Regions from separate parts of the Mus musculus genome. Here region 2 is linked to region 1. The links are chromatin loops, found by intact Hi-C in ENCODE. Cell type or tissue: left cerebral cortex. All regions are shown on one strand. Each heading gives the region's core, and the rest is flanking DNA. Links, peaks and the distances in the headings are about the cores only. Region 1 overlaps Sh3gl2 (SH3-domain GRB2-like 2). Region 2 has its middle 29 kb from the start of Sh3gl2.

What was found. Peaks named below come from ENCODE experiments on the same cell type or tissue, not always from the same donor. Only the 100,000 strongest peaks of a DNase experiment are listed, where the experiment ranks them.
Region 2: it touches region 1 in a loop (2.6-fold over the local background); 2 of 42 quality-filtered maps call a loop at or near these places.

What each region holds. Positions count from the first base shown.
Region 1 is chr4:85,319,387-85,330,291 of GRCm38, forward strand. The region is part of intron 1 of Sh3gl2 (SH3-domain GRB2-like 2); the gene reads left to right. Among named protein-coding and RNA genes, the nearest start is that of Sh3gl2, 120 kb to the left of the region's middle. In left cerebral cortex, for the core only: no CTCF peak of the experiment used is centred there; DNase peaks (open chromatin) are centred at 5,739 and 6,246; H3K27ac peaks cover 1,772 bases.
Region 2 is chr4:85,171,389-85,182,293 of GRCm38, forward strand. It overlaps the pseudogene Gm2700. Among named protein-coding and RNA genes, the nearest start is that of Sh3gl2, 29 kb to the right of the region's middle. In left cerebral cortex, for the core only: no CTCF peak of the experiment used is centred there; a DNase peak (open chromatin) is centred at 4,277; H3K27ac peaks cover 582 bases.

The DNA.
Region 1 (10,905 bases), core at 4,223-6,722:
CCCTACAGTTTTAAAGGAGAGCTAACACAAATGAGATGTGGAAGTTATATACTGTTGCCTTCAGGATTTCTTACCTTTCATAAAACGAGAACCATCAGAGAGCTAGCTGAGGGATTTCTATTTGCTCAGAGGGAAAAGAAAAACATTTTAATAATTATTAAGTGAGCCACTTCTTTTTGTTTTGTTTCATTTGGTTTGGCTTAGTTTGTTTTTGTTTTGTTTTGTTTTGTTTTGTTTTTTTAAGATAAGGTTTCTCTGTGAACCCATGGAGGTCCTGGAATTCTCTCTGTAGACCAGGGTGACCTAGAGCTCAGATCCTCCTGTCTCTGCCTCCTCTCTGCTGGGATTAAAGGCGTGCACCACCACCAGCTGTCTCTAAAACACTTTTTATAAGGAAACTGGAGGTGTTTCTGAGATCAATTAATTGTGAGATTATTGCTCACATTCTCACGGTATACTCTTTGATTTGATTTTTTTTAAATGAGTGTGATTATGCATCTAGATTAACATGTGCATTTAGATAGTTTACCAACATTCTTTTGAAAAGTAATTTAATAAAATGTCTGGAGATCTAGAGTGAAAGACTCATCAGAACACACTGAGCAATTTCAAAATAATTTTGTTGAGTATAAATAATATTTCAAATATTATTTTAAATAGCTTAGTACTGGAGCACATGAGAGTTTGCCCCCTTTATTCTGAAGTGACGCTGGTGAAGTTTTTCCCCTGGGCACTAAGCAGGTCTTAGTTTCCAGGGGTCTGAACCTCCATGCCACAGTTCTGGCTATGGGCCTATACCTTATAAAGTCTGTCTTCCTTTTCTTAGAATGTGTGTTTCATAAAGCATGATGGGTGTTAACATGTGTTCCTGTGTGTTCCTCTGTGTGTGTGTGTGTGTGTGTGTGTGTGTGTGTGTGTGTGTGTGTGTGTGCATGTGCCTGTGAATGCCTAATTTTAACCCTTTGCCACATTGCCTGTTAACCTGTCTCCTGTCATGAGCTTTCCCATCACCCATACAGTACCAGACTGTTGACTTACCAGACCCTGCAGGGGTAATTTGTATTTCCAAAATAATTCATGAGTCATTTTATTTTCCTCCCCCTGGAAAAATTTTTCACAATAATTTTTCCACCATAAATTGGATATAGTGCATTGAATCTTTTTGTTGTTGTTGTTAAGCACGTGTATGAGAGACACTATCTTCATTATAATTTCTTTTGTATTAATGGATACTTCTTTTATGAGTGAGGACTTGTATGGTTGTTTTTCTTCTTCCAGCTTTAGCCGTGTGGTCCTGTGTACTTAGATCTTCCTTATATGTTCCTGTCTTCTTCATGCTTAAGTCTAATCTTATGCTAAAATGAATAAAGACATTAAAAGTCCTCCTCACATAAAAGCCTTCCCAGGAGTTAGGGAAGTCTACAGTAAGGTTGCTGTATGGTTTTAGCTCAACAAAAATCGTGAAAAAGACAATGTAAGCAGAGACTATTGCAAGTGTATTGTAGCAAGCTATAGCACAGAGAGGGTTTTAGGTGTATCTCTGTATTAAGCTATTTTTCTGCTTCTTACCTGCAACCCTGACAACAATATACAATCAATCACTGCTTGACACATATTAAAGACTGAAAACTTAGGAGAATAGCCTGGGAGGATACCCCAGGTGGAAGATGTGCTGTCATATCTGGCAGAACTGTGTGTCTTGGATGCTCTGTAAGCTTGACCAAGACCTTTGACTCCTTGTGAACTTTTAACCTTGGTATATTCATGAACACAATCTAAATGAATTTCTATTGTCTCATTTCAGTCTCCAGCTAACTTATTTAAATATACTTAGGTTTCATCAAAACAGAATGGCTTATCAGCAGCCTTGAACTTGCTGTTGGTAATCCAAATTCTGTCTAAATTCTGTCTAATCTAAATTCTGTCTAATCTAAAGGGTCTTAGGGTGACTTCCTAAGTGTGTATCATCTTACATACCCCCATTGTTTGTAGTTACTTACTTGTCCATCCAAATGTAAGTGCTAAGAAAATCACATCTTCATGCTTGACCTGTTGGAAGCATGCGGAGTTGGTGTGTGTTGTTCTCAGACCTTATGCAGAGAATTCAAAGTTAGTGAGAAAACCCCTTTCTTCTGACTCTGTTAGGACTGGTATGAGGGTCAACACTGCCCATGGAGCCCTGGGGTAGAGTGGGTAGTCTGTCCAGGTTGGAGCTATCCTCATTGATTTGGATTCTTTTTTCCATGACTCCTGTGCTCTTCCTGGTTCCCATGTCCGCATCTGAGCACTAAACTGCCTTTCTCTGGTCTTTCACCTGGGCCCATCTTTGACTTGTATTTTAGTTTGCCTTTCTGGCTAAGTACCACTACGTGATTCCACATCCTAACTGATGGTTGTGTTTTATGCTTTGTATTTATGGTGTTAAATATTCTTGGTCTCTTTTTATATCAAGTGATTCTTCCTTAGAGAAATTATACTTTAAAGAAGTCAGGAACCCTATATGTAGAATAATTCCAGTTTGAACATATTCTAAGTTTGGCTTTTCAAACATATCATTTTTGAGGACTGAACTAACAGACTCGATTTCCTAAGTGCATTACATATAGAGGAAATATATGCATGTGTATATGTGCTTGTGTATACTTTTTGACTCCTGAGCTTGATGTGTTTCTACCATGAGGTTATGGTCAGAGCTCTGCTAGATGTGCAGCCTGCTGACCCCAGTGTGGCTCAGATAGTACACTTCAGTTTGCTTTAAATTTACTGGATGAAGGAAGGATGCTTCAGAGATGCTTAAAGAGTGCTATTTAAAGACTTCTTGGCCCCATTTAAGAAATTAGGCTATGCAAATCCAACCCGATTACAAGATTTAGTTTTAAAGAAATATGAAGTTCATTTGAGGTTCTTTGTTGTAACAGATCTTAGTTCTTCCTGGAACTAAAAATAAAGCCTGAATTGTAGGTATTTCATGTTTTAGATAAAAAGAATTCCATTCTCAGTGCTGTTATAATTCCTTGTATTTTAATACCTTTGTGGTGAGGCTGTTATTTTTTTCTATATATAGAGGTCAGTTTTGTTACCTTTGTCCACTTTTGTTTATGAGTTTATGTCTTGCTGTATGGCTCGTGTGTGTGTGTGTGTGTGTGTGTGTGTGTGTGATACATGTAAATGTGCTGCTACGAAACTCAAGGCCCTGTATACACTGGACATTTACTCCGCTCCTGTCCACATCTCAGACCTGTGATCCTCACCTATATTAAAATGTATTATTTATTTCTCATGCATATAAAATAATTTCTAAAGTGATTTTCTGAAATTTGAAAAAAGAAAAAAGAAAGAAAGAAAGAAAAAGTAATCCTTATGGTGCATGTTGAAATATCTGTTTGAGGCCCAAGAAGGATGTGCAGGGCCTGGAAGAAGCCATTTTATTCTCTAGAGTTTCATAAGGAGAAACTTCAGTGCAGTCTGCCATGGCCCAGATGAGCTAACTGGTGGATTGAGAAACCTCATACTGAAGTCGTTGTTTTTAATCACTGAGTAGAGAGGTTCTGCCAGAGCCTGTCCAACACAGATGTAGATGCTTGCAGCCAACCATCGAACTGAGCACAGGAACCCCAATGGAGGAGTTAGAGAAAGGACTGAAAGAGCTGAAGGGGTTTGCAACCCCATAGGAAGAACAACAATATCAGAGCTCCCAGGGACTAACCCACCAACCAAAGAATACACATGGAGGGACCCATGGCTCCAGCTGAATATGTAGCAGAGGATAGCCTTTTTGCACATCAATGGGAGGGGAGGCCCTTGGTCCTGTGAAGGCTTGATGTTCCAGTGTTGGGGAATGCCAGGCCAGTGAGACTGGAGTGGGTGAGTGGGGGAGCACCCTCATAGAAGCAGGGGGGCGTTGGATAGGGGGCTACCTGAAACCAGGAAGGGGGATAACCTTTGAAATGTAAATAAATAAAATAACCAATAAAAATGAATAAAAAGAAAGAAAGGAAAAAAAAAACCTCATAATGTCACCTGTGGATGGATTTTAGGTGGCAACACTCTCTGAAAATCTGAGCCGTTTTTTAAAATTTTGACATTTTCCTTTACCCAGTGTACTGACAAAGCTGAAAAGGATAGGTTGTCATCTAGCTCTTAAGCACGGTTAGAAGCCAGTGTTTATTTTCGTTCAAAAATCTGCTTCAGGAAGCCCTTCTCTGTGAGCTTTCACGAGGTTTGCTGCCCTTTCAGTGCTGGATCATCAGGCATGACATCATTATTAAAGCCTTCAGTAAAGATGTTTTACCAAGTTCCTAAACCCAGCCGTGAAAACCTGTTTCTCATTGGCATGTTCATGAAACCAAACACGTATGATTTGTATCTAGACACAGACGCAGATTTGTGATATTCCTCAGCAGAGCGTAAGGCCCTGGGTATTAGCCTGTTTCCAGTACGGTATCTGATGTCCTAACACGTAATGGGCCATCTGTGCATTTATCCATGGTGCTTAAAGATCCACCAGGCAGCACCATTAAGAGCTTACACATCGAGACTAACATGGGAATGCAAAGAATTCATGTAAGGGAAAGGGACATTTGCATGAGTATAAATTCATATGTGTATAGAGACCAGCTCCTGATGTTAGTCAGGGTGTAGTTGTTTTTAAAACAGTACAATGGAGGATGGATTCAATGAGGCTCCCGGTTTCAGTCTGAGCTCAGTTAGCTCCATTTGTTGGATCTTCCCAAACCAAAGGGGATGCTGGGTCAGAACTGTTCATCTCATGCTATCTGAAAAATAGAGAGAGACCCAGAGAAGCCAGAGGCAAGAAGTGTCCTTCAAAGGCACACCCCTCTGGGACCTTCTTTCTATTAGGCTCCACTTCTAGGAGTTTCCATTATTTTCCAGTGATGTCATCAAGTTACAGGTCTACCAATAGATTTATTAACTGACTAAGTCAGAGTCATTCATTCATGATTTAATTTTCAGTGGATGCATCTCTTAACTGGGAGGCCAGGCCTTCACAGTCCTTTCCCGAGGACACTTACAAACTGTAATAAACCACATTTGCGCATAGCCACACATAGACATATACACATTAATGTTATTTTTTTTTAACCAGCTGAACTGTTATTAATTAATTTAACAAATATTGATTGAGCTTCTAGTATGTTCTAGATACTGTGGAAGGACAGTGGATGCAGAGAGGAATAAGACTATGCATCTTGTTTACAAGTGGCTTTCTGACTCAGGAGGGAGATTGAAATACAAAGCATTGACATCAGATCCAGGGCGTTGCTAAGTGTACTGTGTGTGCTTTGGGACCTCAGAGGAAGAAGCAAAGTGCCAACTCCTAAAAATTGGAGGCAGGGGGATCATACAGCTTATGCAGCTAAGTCTCCGAGTCTCTGAACAAAACCTTTCCAATATACCTCTTCCTTTCAATGAAAATATTTTCTATTTTAGACACTTTTGCATGTAATTACAGACTTTTTTCTTATGTTAACTGAAGTCAGTTCTCTACCAATCTCCCTCTGAATTTCTTCAGTGCAGTCCCGAGAGGAGTCTAATTCCTACTCAACCACATCCCTACTCAGTTCTGAGAGCATCTTGTTCCCTGCCTTTCCAAGTCACCTCTCCAGATCTCTGTGGACCTCGGTTGCCTCCTTTCTAGCGTGTGACACTTAGTGGAAGTCTACCTGCCTTCTTTGAGGAGCCAGATGCACAGCATCTGCTGAGGATTCATGGCTCTTCCAGAGGCTGACAGGATGTAGAAGGGAGATAACATGGCAGAGAAACAGGCAGTGATTGCTGGACACTACCTATTTCTGAGACGGTAAAATTCATGAAGCTATGTGAAGCAAGCACAGTATGCAATGATAGCTATCAATGTGTTGGTCTTTTTAGTGGTACTACTTAAAGATGTATTTCCTTTATTCTGTAGGATGCTATACCTAGGATCTTCTCAAATTTAAGATTCTGTTCAAAACCTGTGTATCCTACATATTTAATGAATTTTAGTGCAGGGTGGTGATCACAGGCCTGTAAACACATATTTTTGTGTATTTTGTGTATTTTCCTGCTATTGCTTAGACTGGGCTCTTGCAAAACACAACTGAGTTTCTAGGTGAACTCCATGCTTCTAAGCAGAACACTCTAAGTTCCAACTGATACTTTCGTAGCTGAATATTCTGCATCTCCAGATGGTCGTGGTAAGACTTTAGCATTTGCCATATGGGGAAGCAGTAAACACGTTCAGCAGAAAGCAGAGGCAGAATCCAGCGCGCTGCTTTTGCAGCCCTGGCTTATGTCCTTCCACACTCACAGGGAGCAGGAGCTTCTTGCTGTGACTTAGAAGCACCCTGTCCTATTGCCAGCAGCAGACGAACTGCAGTAGAGAGGAGATGCTGTTTATTGATCAGACACACCACTGGGGTCAGGCCTGGAAGGATGTGTGAAATACTATGTGGCAGCATTTATTACATTTACAGGGGAGTTCCTAAGCTCCATTTCTCAGTCTTCTTATCTAATAGTATAGGATAATGAGGTTTAATTAGTCTGGGAGAGGCTCAGATGGTTCTGCATTAAGAAACACGGCTGTAGGGAGCGAGCAGCATCCTTTTTGCCTATGGCCTGATATACATTATTTCTCCCATCCTTCTATCCTTCCATCCACTAACTTTGATGGGTCAACTTTATACCAGCAAATAAATGGGGGTGTCAGAAGGATGGGACATACTGTTCTTATCTTAAAGAATCTTCACTTAGCTCTCTGCTTTAGTAAGCACAGATACATGACCTTGAGGATTATTTTCATATTCCTTGAGTATACCAGGAACAGTGGAATGGAGCTAGTCATTAGTCACGAAAATGCAGCACATCTTCCCACAGGCAGCAAGTGTTGCTTTGTCATCTCTCCACAGCCCCCAGTAGTACTTCTTTCTAACTTGGTTTAAAAAAAAAAGAAAAGAAACTGTAGCTTCTAAAACATAAATCCCTGTATGCATGATTCAGTTATTTCTAGATTGTTCCTAGAAATTCTTCCCAGGCCTAAGTCTAGTCAGTGTTTTCTTTTCCTTTCTTTCTTTCTTTCTTTCTTTCTTTCTTTCTTTCTTTCTTTCTTTCTTTCTTTCTTTCTTTCTTTCTTTCTTTCTTTCTTTCTTTTTTTTGTGATCTGCCAAGGTCAAGGCAGCTCATAAATATGAGGAAGGAACAGCATCATAACTTTATCTGTATATTTAGATGTTTCAATGCCCCTGTGGTTATTCATATTTAAAGTACTGTGCTCTGTGAAGGTGAAGGCTCCTCCCCATGTTTCAGTATTTATTCTGCTTCTGACTGAGAGGATTATGCATCTGTATGAGACATGGTGCGATGTTTCACTTCACTGTGGCTTCCGTGCACCTTCCTTTGATAACAGAGTCCTTTTAATTTCTATTTTGTTGTTGCAGAGATCCTCATCTGTTGTTGAGTATCTTGTTCATAAACTTAGTAACCATCAGTGGGAAAGCTGTATTTTATCAGCAGAAGAAATGGGTTCTTATCTGTCTTCAATTTGAAGATTGAAATCGTTGTACCACTTCTTGGCACATATACACAAAAATATTGACTTGGTACTAAGGTGATGGTGCAGAGACTGCCCTGGAAGTGAATTGTGTGCTCTTCTTCCTCTTAGGGAATGTGATGGAGATTGGAAGCCTGACACTAGTTCCTGGCTTGCTTTGAACACATAGGCTACATCAAGGTGGGGAATACGGAAAGTCCACCCACTCCTCTCTGGATCTTTCTGCCATGTGCTTGGGCTTGTGGTCTCTCTGCAGCCCTGTGCACTGCAGTTTGTCAAGATGACTGCTTGGCTTTTCATTTTGATCTTGGCCTTTCAAGCATAGACGCTAACTCCCCTATCTAGTCCTGGAAACGAGCACTGTCAAGGCCACATCTAAGGTTTTCATGGGACTTGATATTTCAGGTTCTCTTAAACGCTGACACCATTGCACACACTAGCAAAATTTTGCTGAAAGGACCCAGATATAGCTCTCTCTTGTGAGACTATGCCGGGGCCTAGCAAATACAGAAGTGGATGATCACAGTCAGCTATTGGATGGGTCACAGGGCCCCCAATGCAGGAGCTAGAGATATTACCCAAGTAGCTAAAGGGAACTACAACCCTATAGGTGGAACAACAATATGAACTAACCAGTACCCCGAAGCTCTTGTCTCTAGCTGCATATGCATCAAAAGATGGCCTAGTCGGCCATCACTGCAAAGAGAGGCCCTTTGGACTTGCAAACTTTATATGTCCCAGTACAGGGGAACGCCAGGGCCAAAAGGGGGGAGTGAGTGGGTAGGGGATTGGGGGGGGGTGGGTATGGGGGACTTTGGGGATAGCATTGGAAATGTAAAGGAGGAAAATACCTAATAAATAAAAAAGAAAAGAAAAGTAAAAACTCAAGGAAATTCTCACACAGGAGACCATTTAGATTCCTTGGGTCCTCATTCGTGTTTCTTTGCTTTAGCTTTGTAGTTTATTTGAGACAGAGTTTCACTGTGCACACAAATTCTGTCTTTTTATTTTATAAGCAGATTTTTATAATTAGACACATGTCATTTTAATGGTAACTCATTTGCAATTTATGATAGAGTAATATCTTTGCCCACCATCCCCTGGGCCTGGGACCTAGACTGTATAAAACCAAGAAGTTAGTGAACAATACTGGACATCTCCCTTTGTTTCCCATGGTGAAACATGACAGATCAAGTGCTTGCCATGACTCCCTTGGCATGATAGAGTGCACCCTGGAATTGTGAGCAAATATAAATCCTTGCTTCATCTTAAATCTTTTAAAACAAAAAGCTTATTTTTCCTGGGCATTTTTAGCAGTGATACAGTTAATTGAGACACTATAAGAGGAATCTCAGTAATTGAGAAAGTGATACCTCTGCCAGGATGATGTAATGAGGAAGCCATAGGATTGCTACCCAGAAAATGAGAATCTCAGCATGCCTTCTGCCTTCACTTCTTACTTAAGAAAGGGTCTTCACTATGCAGCCCTCGGTAGTCTAGAACTAACTGTGTAAGTGAGCCTGGCTTCAGGTTCAGAGAGAGTTTCTTGTCTCTGTTTCTCAAATGATAGGGAATAAAGATGTGAGCCACTCTAGCCATGTTGTTCATGCAACAAAGACTTCGTCTGTGCCTGGCAAGTGAAGGCAGTGTAATTATGACTACTTCCTACAGAGTGAGCATTATTATTTTAGAGTTTCTTACGTGTGCAATGTCTCTTTGACTCTCAGTGTTGTGTGTCAGTTATCTCTGGGCTAGACAGTACTTGCTGAATATAGTTAAGTGTCCCATTAGCCAAAAGAAAGCATTGCTCCACACACTCCCAAGCAGCTAGTTTTTCTTGGAAGTGTTCGTTACATACTTGTTATCTAACCTGAGTATGCTGTTAACCTAGTTTATCAATTTTGTGCTTGGCAAGTGGCTCATTGGCCTCCATCTATCCTGGGGCCTCTTGTTCTCCATGTCTGGTCCAGGTGCCATTTATCATCACTGCTGTTCTGCATCCACTAACCATTTTCTGTTGTCAGTAATGTATGTTTCTATCTGAGCAGCATCAAGTTGTATTCGTTCCAGCATGATGTGTCAAGTGCAGGTGAGAAGTGAACATCCAGGGGGCTCTGAGTGGAGTATGCTGGGTCTTTGTAATACTGTATTACCCCAGCTTTGTTGATACGCCATGCCCTCTTTCAGGGATACCTTCATTGACTTAGCAGTGCCACATAAGGCACTTTTCTGGAATTACAAAGGATAACCTTTTAGCACTTCTTGTGTCTACTATTTAACAACATAACAAAACAACACAAACTTTATCTCCTTCATATGCAATATGAATTCAACACATTTGGATGAATGAATTCTCTGGTAGCATTGCATTTGTCTTTAACATTACCCACATGGCATGTATTTGTAAATTGTTATTAATAATTTAGTCAGGATTATTGGATGAATAAATGATTTTCTGCCTTTCCTATAAATCAACTCTCAGTACAAAGTGACTCGCTGGTACATTTGGTTAAATAATGAATCTCAGGGGCCTACTGAGATGAAAGACCTTTGAATTTCTTATAAATTTCCAAACAATATAAACAGTGATTTTCAGTATTAATCTCTCAATAAAATAGCAAGATTCTGACACAATCTTTGAACCAGTGAAATAATTACAAAATACTTGTCAGCTTGTATATGTATGCATATATGTGTGTTTGTTTATATGTATATGTATGTATATGTATATATATATGTGTATATATATATGTATATATATATGACATGTATGTATTTGCTAATTATTTTACACTTCATCATGCTTATCAAACACGGTGAATACTTATTAAGAAAAACAAGAAGTCTCTTTAAAAATCCCTTAGTATATAGATATATTATATCTCTAGATAATGAGTACCTCATCTGGAAATTTATTGATGTTATTTGTTTGATAATTTACATGTATATTTAGCCACTTGGCTAGGTGAACTGTGATTTTTCCTACTGTATGTATAGTGTGATTCAATTTTCTTCTTTTATCTATTTAGTCTGGTCTACTAGAAGTCACCTCCAGGTCTGTCTAATCTGATTTGTGTTCAAATTGGTGTTTAAGCTCTCCCTGGAAGGTGTGTGTGTGTGTGTGTGTGTGTGTGTGTGTGTGTGTGTGTGTGTGTGTGAGTTTGCCTGCCTATGCACATATGATCACAAAATGCTTCACATTTTGGGGAATTCAGTTTGTCTTGAGCTCAGCAATGCTCCTGTGGTTCAGAGATTACCTCTCTAGCCTTTGTTGGCAGATCCAGTGCAGATACACCTGGATCTTCAAGACTGAAAGAAATAATTTTACTTAATCCCTCTAGGGAGCACCCCTGGGT
Region 2 (10,905 bases), core at 3,250-5,749, 150 kb before region 1:
TGGTGAGATTATTTCCTGGGGCAGAGAAGATCCCCACATGAGAAACAATAAGAATAAGGGTACAAATATGCCTTCATATGTATTGTACACACACACACACACACACACACACACACACACACACAAAGAGACACAGACAGACAGACAGACAGACAGACAGACAGACAGACACACACACACACACACACACACACACACACACACACAGTTCCCTCAGTCTAGTGCATGGGTCTTTGTGCCCGCAAAGTGCCACTGTTACTCAGTATCTGAGATCCCATAGACAATGCGGAATAACATGACACTTACCCACTTGTGTGTTTGGGGAGATAAGAACAAACATCTCTTCTCTCAGATAGGTACTGACAAAAGGCAGAGGAACAATTTCATCTGAGACTAGATTAGTGAACCAATGAGTATTGGGCTTACTAACAGAGGATAGATGAGGAGTCACAGTAGCATAAACAACTTCAAAGAAGTCACATCACCAAGGAGCACCCTTTGGCATGGCATGTGTGACAACTCATGACATCTGCATCCCTTGAGCCCTTGTACAACTTGCTGGTGGCTCTGTTGGCCAGAGTTTCATTTCTTCAGCAGCTATATTGCTTGCATAACTGTAGAGAGGGGCCTTGTATATTCTGTAAGCTTCAGGGGTTTCCTGAAACTTACAAGTTGTGTTCATTTTCTTGGCCTTAAGGATGTAATTTCTTATTTGGAAAAAAAATCAAAACAATTTCTTGTTTCTGGCTTGACCCAATAGATTGGACTTGTGTGTTTATCAAGAGAAGGAGAATCCAGTGAGCTCTCTGGATGTAGAGATGGAGTTAGTGAATGGAGAAAGCTCTGTGGGGTGAAGAGAAGGCAAGGTTCTACGTGTGGTAAGAGGATGGAGTGTGCCCTACAGAGAGAGAAGATGCTGTAAAGAGAATGCAGTGATGGTTTTGGGCTGCAGAAATCTATTGGATTGTTCAGCCCTGGGCAGGGTTGACACATGTGTGCCGTCATCCCCCCAGGGCAGGGGGAGCTCATGTATTGGAAGTTTACTGTCTAAATCACCCCAGTGAGTGGGAAGGCATTTTTCCTTCTTAGAATTTGGTTCTGGAAGGTTCTAACTGGCTATGTGGCTCTTTGATAACTCACATTATTTTTTACTTCTCTTAATCTTTAATCACATTCATTCTTTGTTCATAATTGATTAATATGACTTCTTACTATGTAGAATGTGGTCTATACTCTTAAGGAATTGAAATTCCAAGGGGGAAAGCAAGTATACATGCAAAAGTCACATTCACACTCGCTGTTATTATTTATGGGAAACATAGTCCAAAGGCTCAATTCAGGGCAGGTACTATGGCGACAAGGTTGCCATTTTGGATATACCCTTAATGTAGCACAGAAACACCCAGAGAATTTTTGTCATACACAAGTTAGATGCCAATTGGTCTAACTAAGATTATGTTAGTAAGAAGGCTCTGGTATGTCCTTGGTAAGCATTTTGTCATTTATCTCATGCAGACCTTGGGTTTTTAGGACACATTATCTACACGTATAGCCGAGATAGCGATGTGTCTGCAAGGCTAAGAAGGGGGAAGTCAGAAGGTCAGACCTGCAGAAGCTCAGCTCATTCACCTCACATGGAGTCTTAGCTACGGAGCTATTGCTGTGAGGAGACATGATGACCGAGGAGGCTTGTAAGATGAGACATCTAACAGAGGGCTCATTTGTAGTTCCAGTCCTGATCTTCCTGGTGGGGAACATGAAGGCCAGAGAGCAGACATGGTTCTGGGGAAGAAGCTGAGAGTTCACATCTGAGACACAAGTCTCAGGCACAGAAAAAGACTGGGCCTGACATGAGCTTTTGAAGCTGCAAAGCCCATCCTCAGTGACATTCCTCCTCCAATAAAGGTCCACCTACTCCAACAAGGCCACACCTCCTAATTGTTCCGAGACAATATCACTAACAGGAAGCCAAGCATTGAAACATGGGAGCCTACGGGGACCGCCCTCATCCAAACCAGCACACATGGTTTTCTTTTTAAATTTATTATTGCTTTTGATTTTCAGATGATATGTCATTTCCCCCTTCTGTTTCTTACCTTCAACCCCTCCCATATACCCCTTCTTGCTGTCTTCCAAATTTTATGGCCTTTTTCTATCGCTTTTTGTTACAATATATATATGTGTAGGTATATGCATATGTATTATATATCCTGCTCAATATACATAATGTTTCTTGTATGCATATGTTTTCAGGGATGACTATGTAGTATTGGGTGACCAGTTGGTGTGCTCTTCCCTAGGGAAGATTAGTCCTTCCACCCTCCATATTGCTTAGTTGCCCACAGTTCTTTACATAGGATTGAGGCCTTGTAGGCTTTCCTCTGTGGACTTTAGCATTCTTATTGTAATTGTCCTTCTTCAGTTCATGTTTAGGCTGTCATATTGGTGGGATTTTATGCATGTAGCTCCTGACATTACTAGGAGACATAGTCTTACAACAAACTCCCTGATCCTCTGATTCTTGGGTGCTGGAGTTGTTGTGTGAGGGTATCCACTAGGTCTGGGCCCCACCACTCTGTATTTTGATTGGTTGTGGTTCTCTATAATGCTCTTTGTCTATGGCAAAGATAAGTTTCCTTGACGGACACTGATGGCTACTTTTATCTGTGGGCACAAGGACAAATACTTATCATGTATTTAGGGACAGAAAGAGGGGAGAGAAGGCTAAAGTAGCTGTAAGGATGCCATGTGGTTTTCTGACAGTCTCTCAGATTCAATCTGTTAGGTAGCTGTGAAAGCCACTCAGGTTTAGATTTAAATATGTGTACATCAGAAGTAGACTGTGAGGTGAAACTGACTGAGCATATCCTGGAGAAGTCTAAGCTCTGTGACTTGTATCTTGTATCTTGGGTGTTCCAAGCTTCTGGGCTAATATCCACTTATCAGTGAGTATATACCATGTGTGTTCTTTTGTGATTGGGTTACCTCACTCAGGATGATATTTTCTAGTGCCATCCATTTGCCTAAGAATTTCATATATCCATTCTTTTTAATAGCTGAGTAGTATTCCATTGTGTAAATGTACCACATTTTCTGTATCCATTCCTCTGTTGAGGTACATCTAGGTTCTTCCCAGCTTCTGGCTATCATAAATATGGCTGCTATGAACATAGTGGAGCAAGAAGAAGGAAGAGCAAAGTGTGGCTGCTTTAGTGCTTCTTAGAAGAGGAAAACAATATGCTTACAGGAGGAAATATGGAGACAAAAAAGTAAGGAGCAGAGACTGAAAAAAAGGCCAACCAGAGACTGCCCTACCTGAAGATCGATCCCATACAGTCACCAAACATGGACACTATTGAGGATGCCAGAAAGTGCTTGCTGACAGGAGCTTGATATGGCAGTCCCCTGCGAGACTCTACCAAAGCCTGACAAATTCAGAGGCAGATGCTCGAAGCCAACCATTGAACTGAGCGTGGGGTCCCCAGTGGAGGAGTTGGAGAAGGGACTGAAGGAGATGAGGGGGTTTGTAGCCCCGTGGAGGAAACAATAGTATCAGCAAGCCAGAATCCCCAGCGTTCCCAGGGACTGACTACAACCAAAGAGTACACCTAGAGGGACCCACTGCTCTAGCCTCATATGTGGCAGAGGATGGTGTTGTTGGACATCAGTGGGAGGAGAGGTCCTTGGTTCTGTGGGGGTTTGATGCCTCAGTGTATGGGGAATGCTAGGGCAGGAAGGCGGGAGTAGGAGTGTGGGTGGAGGAGCACTCTCATAGAGGCAGGGGGAGGAGAATGGGATAGGGGGTTTTTGAAGGGGAGATCTGGAAACATTTGGACGGTAAATAAAGAAAATATCAAATAAGAGGAAAAAAAAGGAAAGCTAGGCTCACATAGGTATAAACTGCAAATGTCCATGTGCATCCATTAACACAGGAAGCTCCTGGTAAGATTAAAAGCAAAAAGTCTTCTTTTCTGTTTCTGAAATGTCACTTTTGCTGAATATCACGCCGTGGCACTTATCCAACTACACACTCCCATGATTCTCACACAGACCCACATGCTACAAGCTGGCGTGAGTCCAGATGTCCACACCTTTCTTTACAAAGCACACCAATCAATTCAGACCAAGACAATCTATAGACCACACTTTCAGAAGGGTTCTTTTAGTATCTCTCATGTGTACCTGCCATGTGTCCCTGAAGTCTACTCCCTGGGAAGGGCTAGGGTTTAATATATTTCCACAGAAAAGGGTCTGGAAGTCGCTATCTTCCTCCTACATCCAATCTGGTGGCTCCTTCTGCCACAGTGCTACAACACTTTATGTCCATGCCCTCTTCAAGCACACCCACTGCATCCTCCACGCTGGGCTTCTGTGGGTACTGCCCTGCAGCTCAGCCAACCTGCATGAAGGCCACAGTAGAGATGCTGCTGGCGTGTGGGTCTTCTTCCAGCCTCACTCACAAACGTCACTCTGGTTGACAGAGGCATTGATGTAACAAAGGCCACGTTATACACATATCTTTTGATTTTAAAAATTGTATCATTTTCTTTGATTTCTTTCTATTTTTCCAAATTATTCTTTGAGAATTCCATACATATATACAATGAAATATGATCATGTCCTCCCCCGCTTCTTGGTTCAGCTCCTGATGGATTCCTTAATACACCCCCCTTCAGCTCCATGTCTTCTTTTGTATTATTATTTGAAATACAGCTGTATTCTGATTCTAAATGAAAAGAATGGGGTTGACAGAAACAAACCGAATATTGTGATGTGACTGTAGAAGCAGTCTTATCATTGAAATTAAGGAGGGAAACAGCTGTCTTCCAAACAGCAAAATACTCAAGTACAAACAAACACAACAAAAAACAAAACATGAAGGTATGTTTTAACTGCCGCATCCACTCAGAAGCCCACTCATTTCCTTCAGCTTCCCAATGAAGTATACAATCTGCTTAGCTAAATAAGGTGGTGCACGCACACACACACACACACACACACACACACACACACACACACACACACACGTATACACCCCACACACACACACACACAGAGCACTGCTAACGTCACAGGCCATCATTCTCATCCAGGAAGCAGTCGTTTGAACAACTTTGTTGCCAAAGCTGGGTCCATGAAACACCAAGTTAGGATCTCTGATGAGCTTTCTGGCAAGCCAGAGGAAAGGCTTTTCGAAGCTGTAGTTACTTTTGACATAGCAGTCATAATACTGAAAGATTCTTCTTTCCATGGAAGATGATAGATTTGCCTCCTGTCCTGAATATCCACTTGGTTGCTGCACAGCACAATGAGGATGTTTTCGCACATGTGTACCAGATCTTCATGCCCATTAGGTATGTTCACGTACGTAACTCTTGATGTCCCTTGCCTCAAACGTAATAGCACACCAGGCTTAGAAGTAGTAGCTATCAGGTTGTCCCCAAACATTTCCTGGCCGGTTTTGTCCCACACATTCAATTTGATGGATTGTCTGTTGGTATGGAGGACAAACAAGTGCACATCCACACTCAGGGTGGCTACTGCTTCATGAACTTCATCTTCCTGATGCCATGTGCTGTTTCCCATGGGGGTGAGGATAGGGCTTGAGCTGGACCTGTGGCTCTCCCTGCACAGCCACCGCAGAGATCCTTCCAGAATCTGGAAAGATGGCAGAAATGCCATTTCAAATACCAGAGACACAGCAGCACTTCTTTAAAAAAAAAAACAATCAATTTATTCTTTTCATATATACATGGTGTGTGGTCATCCACTGGATCCATTGGTAACCTACCAATGTCTACACCTTCAAAGAATGATTCTTCTTTCCCTAGCAACTATTAACTGCCAATAGCTCTTTCCAATTGAGGAAGAACCAAAAGGTTCTCAGTAGAGACCTTGAGAATTCCTCCTCGATGTTGAGATTCATCTGGCTTGACTTCATATAGATCTTGTGAAAGTAACTAGGGTTGCTGGCAATTCCTAATTGAGAAGGTCATAGCATGTCCGGAAGACAGCATTACACAGCATCCCTCCCTATGCAGCTTTTTACAATCTTTTCACCTCCTCCTCTGCAGTGTTCCCTGAGCCTCTGCGTGGGTTAGCGTGGGAGCATTTGATAACGATGTCTTGTTTAAGCGTGAGTCCTTGGTCACTTCTCAGCACTTCAGTTATTTATGAATCTCTTCATTGACTGCTCTGAGTGGAAACAAACAAAGGAAGAAAAGAAGGAAGAAAGTGAGGGGAGGAAGGAAGGAAGGAAGGAAGGAAGGAAGGAAGGAAGGAAGGAAGGAAGGGCTTTTGACTACAATTATAACTCCAGAGGGGAATAATCCCCTCTAGTGGAACGGGGTTTAAAACCAATCAGAAAGCAGTGGTAACCACACAATCATCATGCAACTATTGCCTATAAGGTCTGTATTATAGTTTGCAGGGTCCAGTCTTTCCCCACCCCCCACCCCCACTCCCAGATGCCTCCGGAGCACTAAGCTTACACTTCTTGGCAATATTTAAGAATATGAAGATGGTTCCATAATCCAGGTTTCTAGTGGCCTCCTAACTTTTTATTTGTAATTGTGTGGGGGAGTGTTTTGGTGGTGGTGGTGGGGAAGTCCTATATGTTTTAGACTCACCACAGCCAGTCTGCTCTGTGTAACTCCTGCATCAGAGTTGAGCATGTACTTTTTCCAGTAGATTTACAGTAGAGAACTATTTCTCGAAACTCTATGTAATGGGCCTGAAAATGAGAGATAGTGGGGGTGGATGGGTAGGGAAGGGCAGGAGAGAACACAGCTCACATCATTGGAGTTTGTTTCATAATCCTTGCCTGCATTGACTTTCCCCCCATAATTTATGATTCCTTCCATTCCCTGTAGCTGGAGCAGCACTTTTGTGCAGAGCCATTGTGTGTGCGTTCTTCCTCATTTCTTGATAGACACATCAAAACCCCATCAATTTGATTCTCATTTGGTGGGATGCAGCTGCTAAGAATCTCCCTGCTGAAGAAAGATGTGTAGTGTGTGTCCATAGAGAAAGAACAAGCCATATACATCTTGCTCTTTGGAATGGAATATCCAAGGGGGAAAATATCGGATCTGTTTTTATGTATGCCTTTTACTGCAAGTGATTGCAGGCATGGCTAAATGCTGTCTGACTAATAAATATCCCTGGACATGGGTGATAGGACATGGTGAGCATATGTTCTCCAGTTACCTTCAGAATATGTGTTTTCTGTGTGGGACTCTGCTTGGAACAGATCCTTTTAGTCCAGAGCATTAGTGCTCAGTGGAAATATAAATATTTTTGTTGTAACAACATGCTGTAAGAGGGAATTCAGTCATTGTGTTTCCCCTGGTCCAAGAAACTCGGCTGTGCTTCGCTATCGCCTGTGCTATTCTTCATGCATTTTATAGCCTCATCTTTCATTCTTGGGGCTTTAAGGACTTAGTGATGTTTGCTGTGAATATATTTATCACTCAGCAGAACCGTGTCTCCGTTTCTCCCCTGGAGCAAAGGAGAATCGGCCTGTATCATAGATCATCGGGCAGAGAGTCTCCACACTCTTCTGCCGCATGCACAAGCTTATTTCTCTCCTTTCAGATACTGTCTTATGAAAAGAAAACACCCACTTGAAGATGTAAAACATTACTAAAAACTAAAGGCTATTTTAAAATTAATTAATTAATTAATTAATACACTTCATAGTTTATTCCCACCACATCCCTGTCCACCCTCCGACTGTTCCACATCCCAAACCTCCTGCCCAACCCCCCTCCCCTATCTCCACGTGGATGTCCCCGCCTCCTACCCCACCTGACCTCTAAACTCCCTGGAGGCTCCAGTCTCTTGAAGGTTAGGTGCATCATCTCTGAATGATCCCAGACCCGGAAGTCCTCTACTGTATGTGTGTTGGGGTCTCATATCAGCTGGAGTATACTGTCTGTTTGATAGTCTATTGTGTGAGAGATCTCAGGGGTCCAGATTAATTGAGACTGCTGGTCCTCTTACAGGGTTGTCCTCCTCCTCAACTTCTTTCAGTCTTCCCTAATTCAACAACAGCTTCTGTCTATTGGCTGGGTGCAACTACCTGCCTCTGACTCTCTCAGCTGCTTGTTGGGTCTTCCTGAGTGCAGCCATGCTAGCTAGGTTCCTTTTAGTGAGCACTCCATAGCCTCAGTGATAGTGTCAGGCCTTGGGACCTCCCCTTGATCTGGATCCGTCTTTGGGCCTGTCCCTGGACTTTCTTTTTCTCAGGCTCCTCTCCATTCCCATCCCTTTTAGACAAGAATAATTATGGGTCAGAGTTGTGACTGTGGGATGACCCTCCCTCATCTGATGCCCTGTCTTCCGGCTGGAGGTGGGCTCTATAATTTCCCTTTCCCTAGTGCTGGGCATTTCATCTAAGGTCCTTCCCTTTGAGTCCTGAGAGCATCTCACTTCCCAGGTCTCTAGTGCATTCTGGAGGGTCCTCCCAACCTCCTATCTCACAAGGTTGCCTGTTTCTATTCTTTCTGCAGGCCCTCAGGGCTTCAGTCCTTTCCCTCACCCAATACCAGATCAGGTTCCCCTCTTCCTCTCACTCCTCCCCCATCCACTTTCCCTCCCAGGTCCCTCCCTCCCTCCCCACTTGTGATTGCTTTCTTCTCCCTCCCAAGTGAGATTGAGGCATCCTCACTTGGGGACTTCAGCTTGTTGACCTTTTTGAATTCTGTGGACTGTATCTTGGGTATTCTGTACTTTTGGGGGATGGTGGTGGTGGCTAACATCCACTTATTTGTGAGTACATACCATGCATGTCCTTATGGGTCTGAGTTACCTCACTCAGGATGATATTTTCTAGTCCATCCATTTGCCTGCAAAAGCTAGGATGTCCTCATTCCTTTTTTTTTTTTTTTAAATATCCAACAGGCATTCTTTTTTAAAAAGGTTTTATTTTATTTTATTTCAATTTTTTATTAGATATTTTCTTCATTTGCATTTCAAATGCTATCCCGAAAGTTCCCTATACCCTCCCCCCTCCCTGCTTCCCTACTCACCCACTCCCACTTCTTGGCCCTGGCATTTGTCTGTACTGGGGCATATAAAGTTTGCAAGACTAAGGGGCCTCTCTTCCCAATGATGGCCGACTAGGCCATCTCTTGATACATATGCAGCTAGAGACACGAGCTCTGGGGGTACTCATTAGTTCATATTGTTGTTCCACCTATAGGGTTGCAGACCCCTTCAGCTCCTTGGGTACTTTCTCTAGCTCCTCCTTTGGGGGCCCTGTGTTCCATCCAATAGATGACTGTGAGCATCCACTTGTCCTCATTCTTAATAGCTGAATAGTATTAACATTGTGTAAATGAGCCACATTTTCTGTATCCATTATTCTGTTGTGGGACATCTGGGTTGTTTCCAGCTTCTGGCTATCACAAATAAGGCTGCTATGAATATAGTGGAACAAGTGTCCCTGTGGCATGGTGGGGCATCTTTTGGATATATTCCCAAGAGTGGTATAGCTGGGTCTTCAAATAGATCTACTCCCAATTTTCTGAGCAACCTCCAGATTGATTTCCAGAGTGGCGGTACCAGTTTGCAATCCCACCAGCAATGGAGGAGAGGTCCTCCTTCTCTACATCCTCACCAACACCTGTGGAGAGGATCTTACCTCTGTATAAGATCTTGTCACCTTTGGTTTTCATCTTAGCCATTCTGATTGGTGTAAGGTAGAATCTCGGGGTCATTTTGATTTGCATTTTTCTGAATATTAAGGACTTTGAACATTTCTTTAGGTACTTCTCAGCCATTTGAGAAATTTCTCAGTTGTGAAATTTTGGTTTAGTTATATACCCCATTTTTTGATTGGGTTGTTTTTTAATTTTTCTTTTTTTGTGATTAGCTTCTTGAGTTCTGCATATTTTTTGGATATTAGCCCTCTATTGGATTTGGGATTAGTGAAGATTTTTTTCCCAATCCATAGATTGCCGATTTGTCTTATTGACTATGTCCTTTGCTTTACAGAAGCTTTCCAGTTTCATGAGGTCCCATTTGTCAATTCTTGATCTTAGAGTCTGAGCCATTGAAGTTCTGTTTAGGAAATTTCCCCCTGTGCCAACGAGTTCAAGGCTCTTTCCCACTTTCTCTTCTATTAGATTCAGCGTACCAGGTTTTATGTTGAGTTCCTTGATCCATTTGGACTTGAGCTTTGTGCAAGGTGGCAAATATGGGTCTATTTTCATTCTTTAGACAGCCAGTTAGACCAGCACCATTTATTGAAGATGCTTTCTTTTTTCCATTGTATATTTTTGGCTTCTTTGTCAAAGATCAAGTGTCTGTAAGTGTGTGGTTTTATTTCTAGGTCTTCAGTTCTATTTCATTGATCAATGTGTCTGTCTCTATACCAATACCATGCAGTTTTTATCACTATTGCTCTGTAGTAAAGCTAGAGGTCAGGGAAGGTGATTCCTCCAGCTGTTCTCTTATTGTTAAGAATTGTTTTCACTATTCTGGTTTTTTTGTTTGTTTGTTTTGTTGTTTTGTTTTTGCCTTTTTGGATGAATTTGAGAATTGCCCTTTCCATGACTTTGAAGAATTTTGTTGTGATTTTGATGGGGGATTGCATTGAATCTATAGATTGCCTTTGGAAGGTTGGGCATTTTTATGTTAATTCTGCCAATCTATGAGCACGGGAGAGCTCTCCATTTTCTGAGGTCTTCTTCAATTTCTTTCTTGAGAGACTTGAAATTATTATCATACAGGTCTTTCCCTTGTTTGGTTAGAGCTATCCCAAGATAATTTATATTATTTGTGGCTATTGTGAAGGGAGTCGGTTCCCTAATTTCATTCTCAGCCTGTTTATCATTTGTATAAAGGAAGGCTACTGATGATTTGAGTTAATTTTATATCGGGCCACTTTGCTGAAGTTGT